Regions from separate parts of the Mus musculus genome. Here region 1 is linked to region 2. Evidence: chromatin loops called from intact Hi-C (ENCODE). Cell type or tissue: left cerebral cortex. All regions are shown on one strand. Links, peaks and the distances in the headings refer to the core of each region. The heading gives the core; the rest is flanking DNA.

What was found. Peaks named below come from ENCODE experiments on the same cell type or tissue, not always from the same donor. Only the 100,000 strongest peaks of a DNase experiment are listed, where the experiment ranks them.
Region 1: a loop joins it to region 2, with 2.9 times the contacts of the local background. A loop is called at or near these places in 22 of 42 quality-filtered maps.

The regions. Positions count from the first base shown.
Region 1 is chr13:19,362,742-19,370,741 of GRCm38, forward strand. It overlaps Stard3nl (STARD3 N-terminal like), which reads right to left. Exons shown (of 9, transcript NM_024270.3): 5 at 7,739-7,792; 6 at 7,509-7,626; 7 at 5,003-5,098. Among named protein-coding and RNA genes, the nearest start is that of Stard3nl, 29 kb to the right of the region's middle. In left cerebral cortex, for the core only: CTCF peaks have their summits at 1,941 (motif pointing right) and 3,053 (motif pointing right); DNase peaks (open chromatin) are centred at 1,937 and 3,058.
Region 2 is chr13:19,616,098-19,625,254 of GRCm38, forward strand. Epdr1 (ependymin related protein 1 (zebrafish)) reads right to left here and starts at 3,733. Exons shown (of 3, transcript NM_134065.4): 1 at 3,197-3,733. The coding sequence starts at 3,465. Sfrp4 (secreted frizzled-related protein 4) reads left to right here and starts at 7,078. Exons shown (of 6, transcript NM_016687.3): 1 at 7,078-7,780; 2 at 8,931-9,011; 3 at 9,097-9,157. The coding sequence starts at 7,336. In left cerebral cortex, for the core only: CTCF peaks have their summits at 3,747 and 6,656; DNase peaks (open chromatin) are centred at 2,212, 2,997, 3,331, 3,711 and 3 more places; H3K4me3 peaks cover 3,186 bases; H3K27ac peaks cover 1,418 bases.

The DNA of each region.
Region 1 (8,000 bases), core at 1-8,000, 250 kb before region 2:
ACATCACCAACCTGCTGATAATCATCAGGAAACACTACAGCAGGTCAGAATACACGCGTACCAGTAAAGCAAGGTCTAGAAGAACCTAGAGCTGTAAAGGCCTGCATCAGACCCTAAGAAAGGACTGCAGGAAAGTAAGTAAAATAAATAAATAAATAAGTAAATAAGTAAAATAAGTGACGTTTTTACAAAGAAGGAAAAGATTATGCTAACTGCAATCCAAAGGGAGTCGGAGAAACCACTGGCTTGGCACTCTCAGCAAATGTCAAGTGGGTCAGTGGGGGAGTCACTGTTTTGATAACTGTTTCATAGACAAATGGACAGAGATAGCTGACATCAAAAGAATGTGCATGTAGTCTTGTGTTTCTTTTATATATGAAAAGTAATTAAAATATAGCATAATCCTAAAAAATGCAAAACCATCCAACCAAAAATACCCTAATTTTGATCGAAACTTCTAGATAAAATCCACAGGCAAATTTCTTTATGACCCAGAGTGAAGGTTGAGAGATCTTAGCTATGACTGCTAATAACTATCATCATCAGACTAGACTCATAAGCTACGCTTAATTGACATTAAGACACAACACCCAAGAAGCCCACAGGCAGGCACCACCTGAAGTGGGCTTCGAAGACTGACTGAGGTAACTGCAGAATCTCCTAGCTGCTGGAGTGCTGAGAGTATGAGTGTTGTGCTCAGTCCTAACGAGGGTATCTGCATCTCCTCCAAGGCTCAGAGACCACGCAGGACCGCGACAGGGAAGACGGTGCCAACCACTCACTATCTGATGGGCATGATCTGGATAGTCAATAATAAACTTGCAAAAGCTGTAGCTGCCTACACAAGACTGGGAAGATCAATAACTAATCATGAATGAGGTTTGAGTGGTCATGGGGGCCCTGCTTCTCCCCGGGGGGCGGGGGTTACTGAATCTGGTGGGCCTTGGGGGAGGGGTAGTGCAGTCATTGGTGGGTTCCCCAGGCTCCAGTCAACAGTGTCACCTATGCTCACAGGACTCTGGTTAAATCCAGTAGATAACAAACCAAACGAGAAGGCATGAGAATGAGGGGGCTCTGCAGAGAGGAGAAGGGGTTCACTAGAGTGGGAGGGGTGGGGTGGAGTGTGATCAGACTGTGTTATATAAATGTGTGGAGGGGCTGGTGAGATGGCTCAGTGGGTAAGAGCACCCGACTGCTCTTCCGAAGGTCCAGAGTTCAAATCCCAGCAACCACATGGTGGCTCACAACCACCCGTAATGAGATCTGACTCCCTCTTCTGGAGTGTCTGAAGACAGCTACAGTGTACTTACATATAATAAATAAATCTTTAAAAAAAAAAAATGTGTGGAATTATTACAGAACTTAATTGAAATGTGAAGTAAATATAAAGTGAAAAGACCTAAGAGATGTGGAGCGGGGATGTGGAAGAGATGTCAGCATGTAGAGACTTGTAAGTTAAAGACAGCGAGCACCTCTGTAGTTCTGTTAGCCTACCAAAAGCAGACGTGTACAACAGCAAGGACTTGTAAGGATAAAGCCAACATTCACGGCCTGAAGTATGTGCGGAGGAGAGGGCTTCGATGAGCAGCTTCCACTCATGAAAGTTAATAAATGTTCAAACACGTAAGTGGCTGTTCCTGGCTCAATTACTTATTAACAGCCCAAATTGCAGTCCAAAGTGCCAGCGACTGACAAGTGGTGCAGCGTCACACTGTGCAAAAACAGGCACTGATGCCTGCAGAAAGAGCAGCTGAATGCAGAAACCACATGGCATGACTGTTACTAGTGTATGTCCAGGGGACACGGCATCACGATAGGAAGCACAGCAATAGTGACCTCAGCATGACTGTACAGGCACAGGGGCTAAGTGCAACCATGCGCGAACAGTTTACTGTTATAAGACAACCTAAAAAACTAGCCAAAACTCAGTGGCAATTCCCCAAATGACCACTAGGTGGTAGACATCACAGATGAATTGTCACCCTGGAAAGCTTGATGGGGTAAAACTAGTTCATTTAACTATCATTCACAATAGATGTATTTATTTGTAGTATGTAAATTTATATACTTTCATAGAGCTTAAAACATACATTAATTAATAACCCCGGGAATGGGTTTTTAATGCTTTAAATATTCTCTACACAAAGGGTGACCACCTAATTGAGAACCCTTCTGAGGGATGAAGGAATGAGGCAAAGCAGGGGCATGACAGCTCTTGGAATCTTAGCACCTTTATTTTGACTTGCCCACAATAAGTTAGTATTATACAGTTTGAGGTACTCATCTATTCATCCACCTGTCCACTGGCCCGGGATCAAACCGAGGCCAGACAAGTGCTGCACTCAATACTACACATCTTCAGTCCCAAACTAGCCTGCATTTCAAACCAGACTCCCAGTGGGGGTAAAGAACTGCCCCACCTAAGCATGCCACTTAGTTCATTTCTGCTCAGTCAGCATCGTCACTGCAGCCACATGGGTAGCCCAGGCCTTCCTTCTCTGCAACTGGAAGCTTTGGGAACAAAGCGGGCTCTAGTTCCAGCCGCACCTCCACTGGGCTGTGATGATTTCTGTATTCCCATTCTAAATGCCGAGCTGTTCCTTCCTATGAGAAGAAGATAACATTTCTAGGTTCACGTCCTAGAATCTCCTTCTCTACTTAACCCACCGTTCCCGCAGACAGAAATCTACCATGAGTCAGGCATTAGTTTGGGTGCCGGGTCACAAGGCAAGCAAGGCAGCCCCCAGTCTTCTGACAGCACCAGTCTCTGCAGGCAGGCAGCATTGCTCCCTCCCTCTCAGCATTATGAGAGTCTGTGTGAGAAAATGGCTTGCCAGTTTTAAGCACATTACCTTCTGTAATAGTTTCATTTTTTTCCAAATTGAACATTCAGGTAACACAAATGTAACACAGGAAAGCAAGCTCTTTGAGAATCCACCTGTGTTTACCAATACTGATGCGTATCTTGTGTAAATAAAGCAGTGCCTACAGGAACGCTACCTACAGAATTGTCTCTGTTCTCTCTGGCTTCATAACCCAGTGGTAGTTCTCCAGAGGACCACTAGGTGGTGGCAGACATCACAGACTAAAGGCCCTTGCGGGTCCTGGGAAGCTTGACAGAGAAGAACCAGTTATTAGCCTGCTGAGCTGAGCTCCTTGTTAAGAAGACAAATTGATAATGAGAAATTGTATAAGCTAACAGTTACATTTTGAATTAGACTATAAGTTCCATTTTTTGAAACGAGCCCTATGACATAAAATATCTGAATCAAATAGTCACACGATGTTAAGTAGCAAAGCGCTTCACTTCAAACTGTACTTTTTATAGGTTTCAGACCGACACTAACATGTACGTGGGATTGTCCATGTCGTGCTGTTCTGGACCCCACATCAACAATCCACAATGTAAGCAGCCTTAAGTTCCTCCAGTGCAAGACCACTCACTGCACAGGGCTGCACCTTCACAGCCCTTTCCTCTATCTAATGCTGGGACTACAATGTAGCCTCTAATTCACCTTACATCCCAGAGGTAGAAACAGACCAAATAACTGCTACATATGGGGCAGGATGACAGGGCTGCAGAACAGGACCTAGAAGTCTAGGAGTACCCTAACCAAGACAGCAGGAGGGTGGCTGTGGAGAAGACTGGATGGAGGCTCTTGGAGCTTTAGCTAGAGCTACAATGTTCAGAACAGAAGCAATAAAATGCACAATGGCTTGAGGGCCTTGGAGCCCAGGTTTTCTGGAGACTAAGAAGGGAAAAGAAGACAGGGTAAGAGGTGGGACAGCGAGGGAGGAAGGCCAACAGAGGTGACCTGGGCCATGTCACTGAAGGTGTTGGGCAGAGAGCTGACCCGGCCACTCTGGTACTTCCACAGACACAGGAAGCTGTAAGCAGCAGCTGTGAGCAGACTCTCACACTGGAGCCAGCAGTGTGCCCGAGAACCAGCACTTACTGTGTGATGCTAGTGTACTTCTGCTCTGTGCCTGACTTTGTTTCTCTCTTGGTACAAAAAGCTCAGAGTGGTTTTAAGATGTGAATGAGCCCCAGTGCCCCCTTACTTGCCTGGTACCTGTAAAGTCCAAACAACTTAAAATATTTGATATACTGTATGAAAATAAATGCAAATAAAATCAAGTATTTTAGACATCTTTTTCTTCCTCACCCACTATAACATTTAACCACTTTGAAGTGTTCCATGCAGAGGCTCTAAGGTCCACATTATTGTGAAAACATTAACATCTACACACCCCCACTCTTCTACTGACTCTTGGGATCTGACCTCACACAAAGTCCTGCAATGGTTACTTTTTACATGGGTCTTTTTTTATCTCCCGCATTCTGTCCAAGGTTCACAGATGGTCATGGGTCAAGATCTAGCTCCTTTTTAAGGCTCTAATATGTTCCCCTGGGTGCATGTGTCACACTCTGTCACCTGTTGATAGCTACCGTACACAATGCTGCTAGGATTTCAGGGGCTCACTGTGTCTCAAGTTTGTTTTCTTTTCTCTTGGATAGACAGCCAGACAGCCAAGGCTTGAGTGATATCATAATTCTACACTGAATTTTGTTGGGAATACCAAGCTGTTTTCTACAGAAGCTGCACCATGTTGCCCTCTCAACTGCTGTACATGTGGGTTTGACCTCTTCCATGTACAAGGGATTTTAACAAGTAATTCATATGTTAACATGGTACAGTGGTTCCTCAGTATAGTTCTGTTTGTATTTTTCCCAAAGGTTACTGCTGTTGCCACGCTTTCCCATAGAACTGGCTCTCTGCACACCTTTGGGAATGCATAGTCCAGCCCTTGTATGTTTTGGTCAGGCCCATTGCTCCTGCCATCTGTCACCACTGGTCTCCTGGGAGACTCCCTTACTTAGTTTTACATCATGGCATGGTCAGGGCCTGCTAAACAGACTGGGAAATAGACAGGATATGAGACAGAAAAATGGAGGGGGCTTCAAAATGGACCAAGACACGAACAGTCAGCGATGGCTTACCTGCTTCAGACTCAGGAGGGGAGTAAAACTGACCATCAGAGAGCCCTGCAGGGATGAGAGCCGCCCTCTCGGACGCATCCTGAACGAGCAGGAGTCCTGGAGAGAAGAACCAGATGGTAAGATCCACATCACTGTCCTGGCAGCTGCCCAGCAAGACTAACTGTCATAAAAATCGCATTTCAATACAGCAAATAAACTGTCAGAAAAACAAGGTACTTTGAGAATCTTTCAACCATCAAATAAAGATTTCATTAATTAAACGACACACCAACCTTGTGAAGATTAAAGAAAGACAGAAAACAAATAGTTTAAATAATCCTTTCCAATTACGCCTGGGCTCAGTGTTCAGATCACTCTCCTGACGAGTCTCACTTCTCTACAAACATCAACACCAACTTCAAAACCAAACAAGATAAATGACAGAAACTCATACAAGGACGAACACCTTCTGTCCTTAAGGCTGCTTTGCTAAAATCAGTGTCAGTGTTAGGAACTGTGGTAGCAAGTCCCTGGCCACACACAGAAAACAGGTAAGTTTCCTTCGTGCCACTACAATGAAGGCAAATGATGCTTTACATTTCATAAAATATGGACTCATTCTTTGACATAAAAATTAGTTTAGTGTTAAAAAACAAACAAACAAAACCTTCACAAATAAAACTACCACACAACTAAATGAGCATAGCCACAGAGCAAGCACCCGCCCAGCCCTGAACGCTGTACCTCTCCATGAACATCTATACAGTTAGCATAACCATTCTGAAGCCATGGGGTCCACTTAGAGTTTTATACTGTCATTATCAATTATAATCGTATATGCTTATCTACCACAAAGAAAGGAAAAAAAAAAAACAGTTAAAACTAGAAAAGCAATTAGCTCCATATCCTCTCATGAGTCCTGTGTCCTGTACCTAATACTGCCTTTCCTGTTCTCCTTTCTACACGTGACACTGTACCCACAGGTACGTGTTTCTACACACATGCACAAGCATGCACGAGTGCACACACACACACACACACATTATATGTAATGTATATATTATAGTTAGGATCTACATATGGTAGAATGTTGGGAAGAAAATATGTTTTGGTTTTTTTTCTGATTCTAGGTGGCTTTGCCTTTGCCTTCTTTTTAAAAAAAGTAATGTTTATGTATTTGTGTATACATGCGTATCTGGGGTAAGCATGTGTCACGGTGTATAATCAGAAGACAACAGTGAGAGTTGGCTCTCTTTCCACCATGTGGGTTCTGGGAACAGCATTTAGGCTGTCAGCCTTGGCAGCAGGTCCTCTTACTCACTGAGCCACGTCTCCAGCCTTTCTGCTCACCTTTATTAGATATTGTGAACCTGGTTTAATCGCATAACTACTCCAACCTCAGTCAAGTGAACACTGCAGAGTGTGGAGTTTATTACAATAAAAAGTGGCCTCCCTACAGTAACGTGACAGGCCGCTTCTCAGCTTGAAGGAAGGACACAAGGGCAGAAGCATCTAGGATCACCGTTTAGTGTGCTCTGTAAATTCACTCTTGAATTACAGTTCTTTTGTTTGGTTTGCCTTCTCTGTTAAAAAACTTCTTCAAATCAAACTTCATGTAGAGTGATCCTTGGTCCTGTTGCTTTTAGAGCTATAATTATGCTTAATTTTCTATAAAACACAAGATTTTTTTCTTCTTGTTGGGGCAAATTGAGCCAGATGCTGGGAAAAGCTCCAGCAGGGGCGTGTCTAAAGCAGCATGCCCTTCTAAACCGAGTTAGGATGCCTTTCCCTCCTAGAAGGAGGGTGGCATTGTATCTCCACTAAAGGTCTCCTACAGAGAAGAACCCCAGGCCAGTAACCAACTTCATGGCTCCCGATGGACCATTTGGCCCTTCTCCCTAACGTCGGAGCACACTACATACCCATGAGGTTATGTCATAGCTCTGTCAGATCATTCAAGGGAGGACAACAGACTGCTGAGCCGGCCACTGAGCTCTCCTCTGGACCATCAGAGTCCCAGTGCCAGGCACTTAACTGCTCTATTTGTGACCCATCTTGAGCCTGCTATCTGTACAGCGAATTGGCAGATGTGTCTGCAGAGCTGCTGACTGCTTTAAAGCAGCTTCTTCCATTCACTTAGTGTTGGCTCCATATTCTCTGGCCTGAAAATACACAGTTCTGGTCTAGACGAATGCTTACAGACCTGGGAATTACAATGCGAGACGGTCAAACCGCCCAGGGAGAAGGAAGAGAGCCTACTTCTCTTTACGTTACGAATGTCCGTCTAACCAACGGCCATACCTTCTAAGGGACACATGGCCCAGCCAGAACGAGGAGCCACTCGAGTCCCTATGCACTCAGATGTCCACCCACTTCACCCTCAACTCTGACACAGCCACTGAAGAACATGTGCCTACCTGCCTCAGTTTGGTCCCTGAAACTTCTCTCACAGCAAAAAGCCACATCAGTTCCCAACAGTGTGATATGTGCAAGCCTGGCAGGCTGAATGTGCCAAAAAACAACTTACTGTTTTCTTCTTCTGCCTCTTGAGGTAACACTTTGAAATCCAGGAACCACGTCTCAATCCAGGCAAGGATGAATGAAATGATGGGCAATACATAGCCAAATGCCCCTTGAGAGAAAAGCTAGAGAACAGGAGGTGTTGAGGAAAAGCAGCCAGTACTCAGCTCACATGGGAGGGAAGGAGGACTTCCTCGGGGCACAGAGCAACAGCACAGGGAGGAGAGTCACACATACCTTTGAGAGGATCACTTTTGCTAATAGAAAGGCACTGGTCACTGCTGTTGTTAACTGCAAGACACATAATATAACACTCCTTAAACAGGGCACTCAGCACTGTGAGTGACCCCCACATCAAGAAAGCTGGGCCAAGAGCAGACTGTGCCCAGCCTGCTACTTTCCATAGTATTTGTGCTTTCCTGCATACCATTCCGGGCAAAATGGGGTTTCTGAGGCATGTAACCTAAGTGGCTATATACAACACTCCTCCCCCTAAGCT
Region 2 (9,157 bases), core at 478-8,477:
ACCAGCTATAAAACTTGCTGAAATATAGTTTAGCATTTGAGTCTGTGTACCGAGTCAGTTCCCAAAGAGAGGATACTTGTGTGTGCTGCTCAATCAAGTGTCTGAGTTCAGAGGGGCTGTCAGTAAGACTCCTGCACATGGGAAATGAAATCCACCAGGACAATGATGGTGGGTGGTGAGAGAAGCACCTGGGACCCCTGACTACACACCTCCTCACTGCTCTATGAGGAGACAATGTAGCACGTGCTTTGTATATTTAACTTACAGAATCCTCACTATATGCTAATAAATGAGTTGCTATACGTATTTGCATTTTGTAAAAGAGGAAACTGAGTCTCAAAAAAAAAAAAACCCACAGTAATCTAGAAAAGCTCACTTTCAGAACCAGATTCTGAGTACATAGCCAAATGTCTTGAACAGTTAATGATGCTCTTTGGGTGAGAATGAACTCTTGGTCTTCTCCAGGTCACACTGCTTAGTTAGCATCAGCAGTGAACTCTGGTGTTCCAGCCCATGTTCCCCATGTCTACTGACCAACAGATAACCAGTGAACATGCTTCCTAAGGACACATCAAGAGTCGTGTCCCACCCTCACTCCAAGTAAAGAGAGTGATCCCTGTTCTATGCAGCCAGTACAGTTAGCTCCAGCTACCACTAGTGGCAACCTGCTTGACTCCTCTTTGTCCCTCCATACCCTGCGGCCTCTGATCACTTATATGTCACCACCTCTTTAACACTTCCCTAATGGAACCACCTGTGCAGCTTCCTCTCCATCTGAAGCAGCTACAGTACTCGGAGTGTTTGCTCCTACACTCATTGTGTCGCTCTAGTTTTTCTAAAGCTCTTGAGGATGAAATTTCAGCCATGCATCCAGTGATTTTTATGCCACCTAATAATGGCATTCCAACTGTTCAGGCTCCTTCAGCGTGACCTCTCAACACACTCTGCTTTTGTTCCTCATAGAGACTGGGCTGGTAGTCTCAGAATATGAGTCCTGCTTGTAAACTCCCAGATGACAACCTACTAAATCTGTGATACATACATATTTATGCCCCCAACAAAGTCTTTTCTGCATGTCACCCCTGGTAGATTCGCTTGGGTGTCTGAGGGCCACTAATTTGGGATATCACCTTCTCCAGGAAGCTCTGGCCATGTGTTCATCATGGGTATATTCATCGTAGGGATAATTAAATTATGAGATTCCACCTTCAGACTGTTATCCCCTGAAAATCAGGACCCACTCCACTGATAACTGACACAGTATCTGCCATGAGCAATAGCCTACTGAATGAGGATGGATGAATATGAACATAGTATATTATAGATGTCAGAATCCATGCAGCTTTCTTAACTTTCAGTTGTGCGATAGAAGGAAAGTTTATTAATTTCCCTAGGTCTTGGTGTTTCTATGTGAATAGAAATCATACAACCTAGTGTGTGATGTTATGAACCCTAAACAAAATTATATAAAACATGCCAAGTTTCAGCAATAGTATATCATATAACACACTCAAATAATGGATATTACTATATCCCTCAAGCCCCAATGAAAAACACTCATGTTCTTGAAAGTCTTTGCATACTCTGAGTCTTCCATAAAGACACTACTGTGACTTGCCTTCCAGGCTAATGTAAAGCTGTCCCTCTATATTCAAGGAGGGTTGGATCCAGTGCCTCTATGGATAACAAAATCCATGGATGCCCTTGTCCTTGATCTAAGAGTGACAAAAAACTGCATGCAGCTTACAAACACCCTTCCATATATGGGTTGTTCAGTATAACAAATATAATATAAATGTTATTCAAATAAGTTCTGTATTGTTTAACAAGCAATGACAAGAAAAATAGTATGGATGTGCTTAGTACATGCAATATGATTTCACATATTTTCTATCCATGGTTTGTTGAATCCTCAAAAGCAGAAAAAAAATCCAAGAGTACAGTGAGTCTCCTGCATTTGGTAATGGGTGGTCTCACACTCTGATTAGGTGGTTCAGAAAGTTGTCTTTCCCCTACTTTAATCAAGAAGCCCAACACTTCCAATGGTTTTTTGGTGAAACGGTGTTACCAAGCTTTGTTTTGTGCTGGGAGCTAGTGGTTCTTATTCATCACCAATCTTACCAGGACCATCGTATCTCCTCCTGGTGCAAATGCCATGAAGAGATGTCAGTGTGACTGCATGACACACACTGGACATTAGTGGAGGGCTGAGCCACCGAGACAGGTGGTGATCTTAAATTAGAAAGTAGGTCTTAAAGAGACCAGAAACAAGGTGACATTCTAAAAAAGTATGTCCTCTATCAACACAAAATGGAAAGCTAAATTGACTACCATTGGTTTGCTTGTGTGTGTGTATGTAAATGTGCACGCATTTGTGTTGAGCATGTGTGTGACAGATAGCATGCCCTCCCATTTTGCAATTTCTGTGGTCATTAAAAATAGGTTTTAAAAAAACCTAATAAACTGAGAAGAGAGAAGGATACGTAAAATTGGGATTTTAAGGTGGGAATGTATGTGCCCCAGCGTCTATTCTAAGGTGGCAGTATATGTATCTAACAGATGTTTTAAGGAGAAAGTATATGTGTTCTAATGGGAGTTTTAACTAGTTTTTCAAAAGAGAAAATCCTCAAGATGGAAACAAACATGGTCAGATTGTAATAGGGTAATGAGCTGGGAGGAGCTTTTAAAAATCATTTCCCATGCCTTTTACAGTGTTGTACTTAGAGCCACATGTCAGAAGAGAGAGAGTGAACCGACTCTAAGTTGTCCTCTGGCCTCCACACAGGCAACACACACACACACACACACACACACACACACACAGAGACACACACACACTGTGATTTAAAATGTTTTCATTGTAAACAAAAATTTTAGAGAATATTGTGTTTGTCCCTTCTACACAAAAAACACGCCCTAGACTGCAGGGGACTCCAGGTGCCAGAAGCCTGACTCAGCAGTTAAGACATGAGGCTAACTTGGACTTAGAATGCCTGGCTTTTCCATCTTGCCCTTGGAGAGTCCTTTCTTTGCCTGCCTCTACCTCAGTGGTCAGACCAAGCGGATCCCAAGGCCCCCTATAACTTAATTGGGGATCGGGAGGGGCCGGGAGCTGCTGGGGGTCTAGCTGGAGTAGCAAGCCCCCGCCCGAGCTGGCGTTCCCCTGGCCGCCGTCTTGCCCTTCCAAGCTGCCTACCTCTTGCAGGGGATCAGCGCTTTCCTCTCGTCCAGCACCCGCACGCGCTGGTTGAGACCATCGTAGGACACCAGGGCGCGGTTGTTGTGCCCGCTGCTCTGCTGGTACAGAACCTGGCGTCCCTCCCACTGCTGGGGTGCCTGGCATGGCTGTGGGGTTCCCAGGGAGCCCGCCATCCCCAGGCCGCACAGCACCCAGACCCAGAGGCTTCCCAGCAGCCAGGTCCCCCGAGGCCCCTGGACCAGGCGGCGGGGAGCGCGCGCGGGCATCGTGATCTGCCGCCCCAGGGTCAGCCGAGCTCCAGAGAGAGCCGAGGCCCTGCGTTGGACTAGTCGCGTGAGCCTTCTCTGCGCCCTGGCGAAAGGTGTGCTCCGGGACCCAGTTCAGGCCTCTCTCGATTTTCCGTTCCACAGGCTCCTGGCTTGGGGGCTCCGGACACCGGGACACCGGCCTGGGAAAGCCGCGTGAATCGCCCCAGCTCTTTCTGCTCTGGCGGAGGCTTACCAAAGCTTGTTTTTCCTGCTCTCTGCTGCCAACAGGAAACGCAGCGGCAGTGATGCCACTAGCATCCTAAAGGGCATCGCACTTAAAGGGTTTGGGATGGAAGGGGTAATTCTCTGAGAAGGGACTCCTTTCTCCAAGAACTGCAACCCCCCTCAAGGAGGACAGGAGCAGAGCAGAGGTGTGGCACATTCTCTGGCTGCTGTAATTTGTTTCTTGGTAAAATCGTGACTTTTTTTTTTTTTTTTTTTTTTTTACAAATTAAAAGTGTTACAATGGTCCCTTCCTGAAGAAATGACACTAAATTTCTGTGGTGTTCGTTGTGCAGTTTCCAATCTCAGGCCTGAGTCTCAATTCAGTGAGATTCCTCTCTCCTACACGTCAAAGCTTCAAGTCCAGAGGTTTGTGTTTTTAGAGGTTTACTTTAGTGTATGTGTGTGTGTGTGTGTGTGTGTGTGTGTGTGTTTAAGTAATGGTAGGATTAATAATAATATAGAAACAAGATGAGATGAGGCAATTTTTTAAAGACCCTTGCTTTACAATGTTATTTACATTTCCACTTAATACCTACTATGAAGAAGAGTGAGCCAAGAGGAAATGGTTTGGGGCATTTCTGAGTGAGGTCAAAAGAACTCCAGGATTGGAGCCCAAGCAAGTATCTGTAAGACAATCAGGAGCCTGATCATTTAGGGCCTTAAAAGCTGTTGAGTGTTTTGTTGTTGATATCGAGGACTGTGAGAGCCACAAGCCCACAAAAAGCCAGGGACAACCCTCATAAGCGATGTATATTAGAAAGCTCACTCGGCTAGCACAGGAAGAAAATGCAGTGTCAGACAGAGTGGCAGGGTATCAGGGCAGAAGCTGCTACACTACAAGCCAGCTGTAGAGTAGCTGAGTGACAGCAATGGGGATGGGTAGGGTGGAATGGAGCTTGAAATTACAAAGAAAGATTGAAGTTGGAGGCAGGGGGTTCTGATTTGGGTAAATGAGAGGAAGGAAGGAAAGAAGGAAAGAAGGAAGGAAGGAAGGAAGGAAGGAAGGAAGGAAGGAAGGAAGGAAGGAAGGAAGGAAAATTGTAGTTCAGCCAGTTAGCTTTGAGATGACTGGGGAATATCTAGGTAGAGACAACCAAAGACAGTTCTGCATGGCTTGAGCATGCAGTGCCCAAGTCTTAGATTCGGAAGCCACAGGCATAGAAAGGGTCACTGAAGAGAATTTGAGATGGATGGATGGATGGATGGATGATTCTTGCCACCCCCCTCCCAGGGATATTTGACAAGGAACTCTCCAACCTACGTTTCAAAAGTCCTGAGAATGAGGAAACTTGGAGTTGACGGGAGAGGGAAGACTGAGGTGAAAGCTAGGGTCAAAATCCTGAGAGCAGCAGGCATGTAGGAGGGGAGAAAGGAAGAATAGGGAGCCCAAATGGGAGTCACCCCAGAGAAGCACCCAACTAGAGGACAATGGCTTTAGTGCTAAAGCTGCAAGCCTTTTGGGAGGGCAGGAAGAGGAAGGACAATTGACAAGAATTTTCGGACAAGTCCCTCTGCTCTGTATAACATTATGAAAAACAGGGACAGACTGACTATCGGTGGGCCTGATAGGTAGAGTTCCACATTGAAGGTAGCTTCCTTAGGCTGAGTGTGAACTTGGAGTGAGCGCAACAATGAGCTCTACCCCTCTGTCCCAAATTCCTGTCTTAATAGTTTCCTTCTTTTAGTTCTTTTCTTGTTTTCATTTAGTGTTGGGAGGAACCTAGGGTCTCATCTATACTGGGTTGGAGAAAGAGGTGGGAAGTTTTTATCCCTCTGTCTGTCTCTGTCTCTGTCCTTCTGTCTTTCTATACCCCCTCTCTTCTCATTAGAAAGTTAATCTAATGATCTTTTTTGCTCAGTGTGTGTGGTGCGGGGAGGGGGGCGGTAGACTAGGTTTGGGATTTCACTACCAGAAAAGGCATGAGGTGCCTTTTGGCCACCCCCTTCTGCTTGATATTTTCCTATGGCATTTGGCATCTTTGGGACTTGAGACCTATTCAGTAGGAAAGCAGAATGCCTTTATGGATTGCTCGGGATGAATAGGTACTTTACACAGATCTAAATAGTATCTGATCTCATAGGATCATTAATGTCTTCATAGTGTTTGTCTCTATACCTTACACAATAAGGATGACAAATGCAGTTGTGGTTTTTTTGTTTGTTTGTTTTTTGCTGTTTTTGTTTTGCACAGCTGTTTTAATCCTCAGTCAGATTCACACCTAAGCTAACTTGTGGGCCTCAGCGTTGGAGGGAGAGGCAAAAGAACTTCCTTTAACCCAGGTTTCAAGCTCAACCATACCTTTAAAGATTAACACTCAGAGAACATGTTTTCTTATTGTCAACGATGAGAGCAAGTTTACATCGGAAGTCTTGCTTTCTGATTGGCAGGCATTTGGTGTAAACTTGCAACAGTAACAGCTCTTTTCTGTGAACCAGCATTGATTTTCATGTCTCTTTCTAAAGCAAAGAAGAGGAAAGTAAACATGCACGCTCGCTTTCCAAAGCTAGTGAGTTCTTAGTCAAGTAAAATAACGGGCAATTTAGCAAAGATCACGCTGGTGGATTGGGAAAATCTTTCAGCATGCAGCATCTCAAGTTATCTTTGTTTTCTTCTGTTTTCCAGTCATGTTGGGCTCAGAAATTAGTATTTTAGAGAAAGTAGCGAATAGAGAAACTCCTCCAACACAGAGATGCTCTTGCACCCCTGGGCAGTTCCAAGTTCCTGGAGCAGTCACAAACCAAATGCCTGGTAAAAATCTGAGCCAGAACTAAGTCTAGTGGCCACAAAACAACATCAGTAGCAACAATAGCAAACTCCGCACAACTCAGGGTGGTCTAGGGAAGGCTTATATAAACTGCCAGTGCTAGTTCCAACACCTACTGTGCTAGGCTTTCCCTGATCCACACTGCCCTCATAGCTGAGGCACCTCTCTCGCCCCCTATGGGAAAGGAAAAACAAGTGTTTCGAAATGAAAGGGCAACAACAGGGTCACGTTGCTCCAGTTGCTCCAACTCTGAACTTAGGGAAACTTTAAGGCCGACTTAGCAAAGTCTCCCCTGCACAGGCTTTTATCCAGAGTCCCAAATGGCTGAAAGCAAGATGCTCCTTTTCTTGATCTGAAGAAAAAAGACTAGCTGACGAAAAAAAGGATGGACTTTGGGGGGAAATGCAGAACTATGGCCCTTGGCTGTGGAGCGGCCGAGATGATGTCATCGCTTCTGCAGGAGAGGCTGGGGGTGGAGCAGCGGAGTGGGAGCCGGCTTTGCTCTCGCCGCTGCCAAGGCTGCTGAGCCCACGTCAGGGGACGCGTCTGGATAAATAGGGTTCCACAATGGCCGTGGCCCGCTGCGCTCCGAGCTGCGGGACTCGAGACTGGAGCTTCCCGCGGGGGTCGTTGCTCTGGAGGCTGAGTGCTGGCGCTGCCAGTGCCGGTGCGCCCAGGGGTGATCGACGGCCAACCCCCCAGAACTCCTCATCAGTGCAGACTGGAGCTCCAGCAGGAAAGCTCACTCCACTGCCCCTAGGTAAAGAGATAAGGAGGTCAACGGGGCTGGAAGAAAAGGGTCCTCCCAGCAGAGACTGCAGCCCAGGAGGACAGTGCCATGCTCCGCTCCATCCTGGTGGCGTTATGCCTGTGGCTGCGCCTGGCGCTGGGAGTTCGCGGAGCGCCCTGCGAAGCTGTGCGCATCCCCATGTGCAGGCACATGCCCTGGAACATCACCCGGATGCCCAACCACCTGCACCACAGCACTCAGGAGAACGCCATCCTGGCCATCGAACAGTATGAAGAGCTAGTGGACGTGAACTGCAGCTCTGTGCTGCGCTTCTTCCTTTGTGCCATGTACGCACCCATCTGTACCCTGGAGTTCCTGCACGATCCCATCAAGCCCTGCAAGTCTGTGTGCCAGCGCGCACGTGACGACTGCGAGCCCCTCATGAAGATGTATAACCACAGCTGGCCAGAGAGCCTGGCCTGCGATGAGCTGCCGGTCTATGACCGTGGAGTTTGTATCTCTCCAGAGGCAATAGTCACTGACCTTCCAGAAGGTAAGAGAAGAGGAGGTATCAAGGAGGCCAAGAGATTCTAGGGAACAAACACACTCGCATGAGAAGCAGATGGTGTCTGCTTAGAGCCCACCAGCTCCTGTCCCAGCCTTGGGGGAGGTGAAGGGCCCAGAAGTTTATCTCTCAGGGATTTCTCAGGGGAGAGAAACAGCTCCCTGAAGGACATGGAGAATAAGGTTGTTGGAGAATAACCCATTTAAGTGTCTAATATAAGGTAAATAAAGGAAACAATAGCTTAAGCAAAGAAAGCTGGTGCTTGAGACAGTCCCAGCACGTGGTGGCTAATATGTTCTCATTCCATGCTGACCGGGAGTTCTTTCTCGAAGAGCAATAATAGCTCCGGCTTCCCACCCGGCGGCGTAAAGTTTGTAAATGTAGTCGCCCTGGTTAAACTCCACTCTGTGCCTATGTTGTGGTCACTGAGCAGAGCCCTGTGGCATGTTGGTTAATCTGATCCTGTGTCACTTCCTCCGTTATTTTCTTTTATGCTGTTTTACTGTTACTGTTGGAAGGGACACTACGAATTCATTTCTTGAAATGAAACCTGAGAACATTATTGCATTATTTTATTGAGGCTTCCCCTAAGTCAGATCATCCTCTATTTAAAGAGGCTGCGCCTAGGATATGAGTTAAAGGGGGTGGGCGTGATTTATCAACCTTGCTTTAAACGGTTCTCTTATTTGGAATACTAGAAAAAAAGTTCACATTAGACAACTGCTTCAACTTTGTTAAGCCTGGAAGTTATGCTTAGTACTGTTGACAATGCAGCTGTGGGCTGTTCCTGCACTGCAGTGGGAGGTAGCAGCGTGGAAACAGGCTGGTGGTTCTAACAGAAGACTTGGAACAGCAGTGTCAGGGTGCTCAGGGAAGGGGCGAGGAGACTGCTCCAGGTTAGTGTCATGGATGTTCATTTGCATCAGATTCTGCTTGAGTCAGCAAATTCTTGACTCAAAGACTCTTTTCCTTAGGCCTGAGTTGTAGTGAGAAAGGTAGGTAACAATCACATTATTTTTACTACGGCAATACTGTGTTGGATGTTTGTATTGGCTCGTAGCCTCCAATGGTTCCTATTCCACGTGAATGAGGAGACCCAGGCATTGACTACATCCCTGAGGCCCTGTTTGTGTTTCAGATGTGAAGTGGATAGACATCACACCAGATATGATGGTGCAAGAAAGGTCCTTTGATGCTGACTGTAAACGTCTGAGCCCTGGTGAGTTCTGTCCTCGGGCTTCCTCTGCTCTGTGCGCAGAGTGATGTCCTTTCCCCACTGCCCATGGACTTTGTGTCTCTTTCAGATCGGTGCAAGTGCAAAAAGGTGAAGCCGACCCTGGCAACATACCTGAGCAAAAACTACAG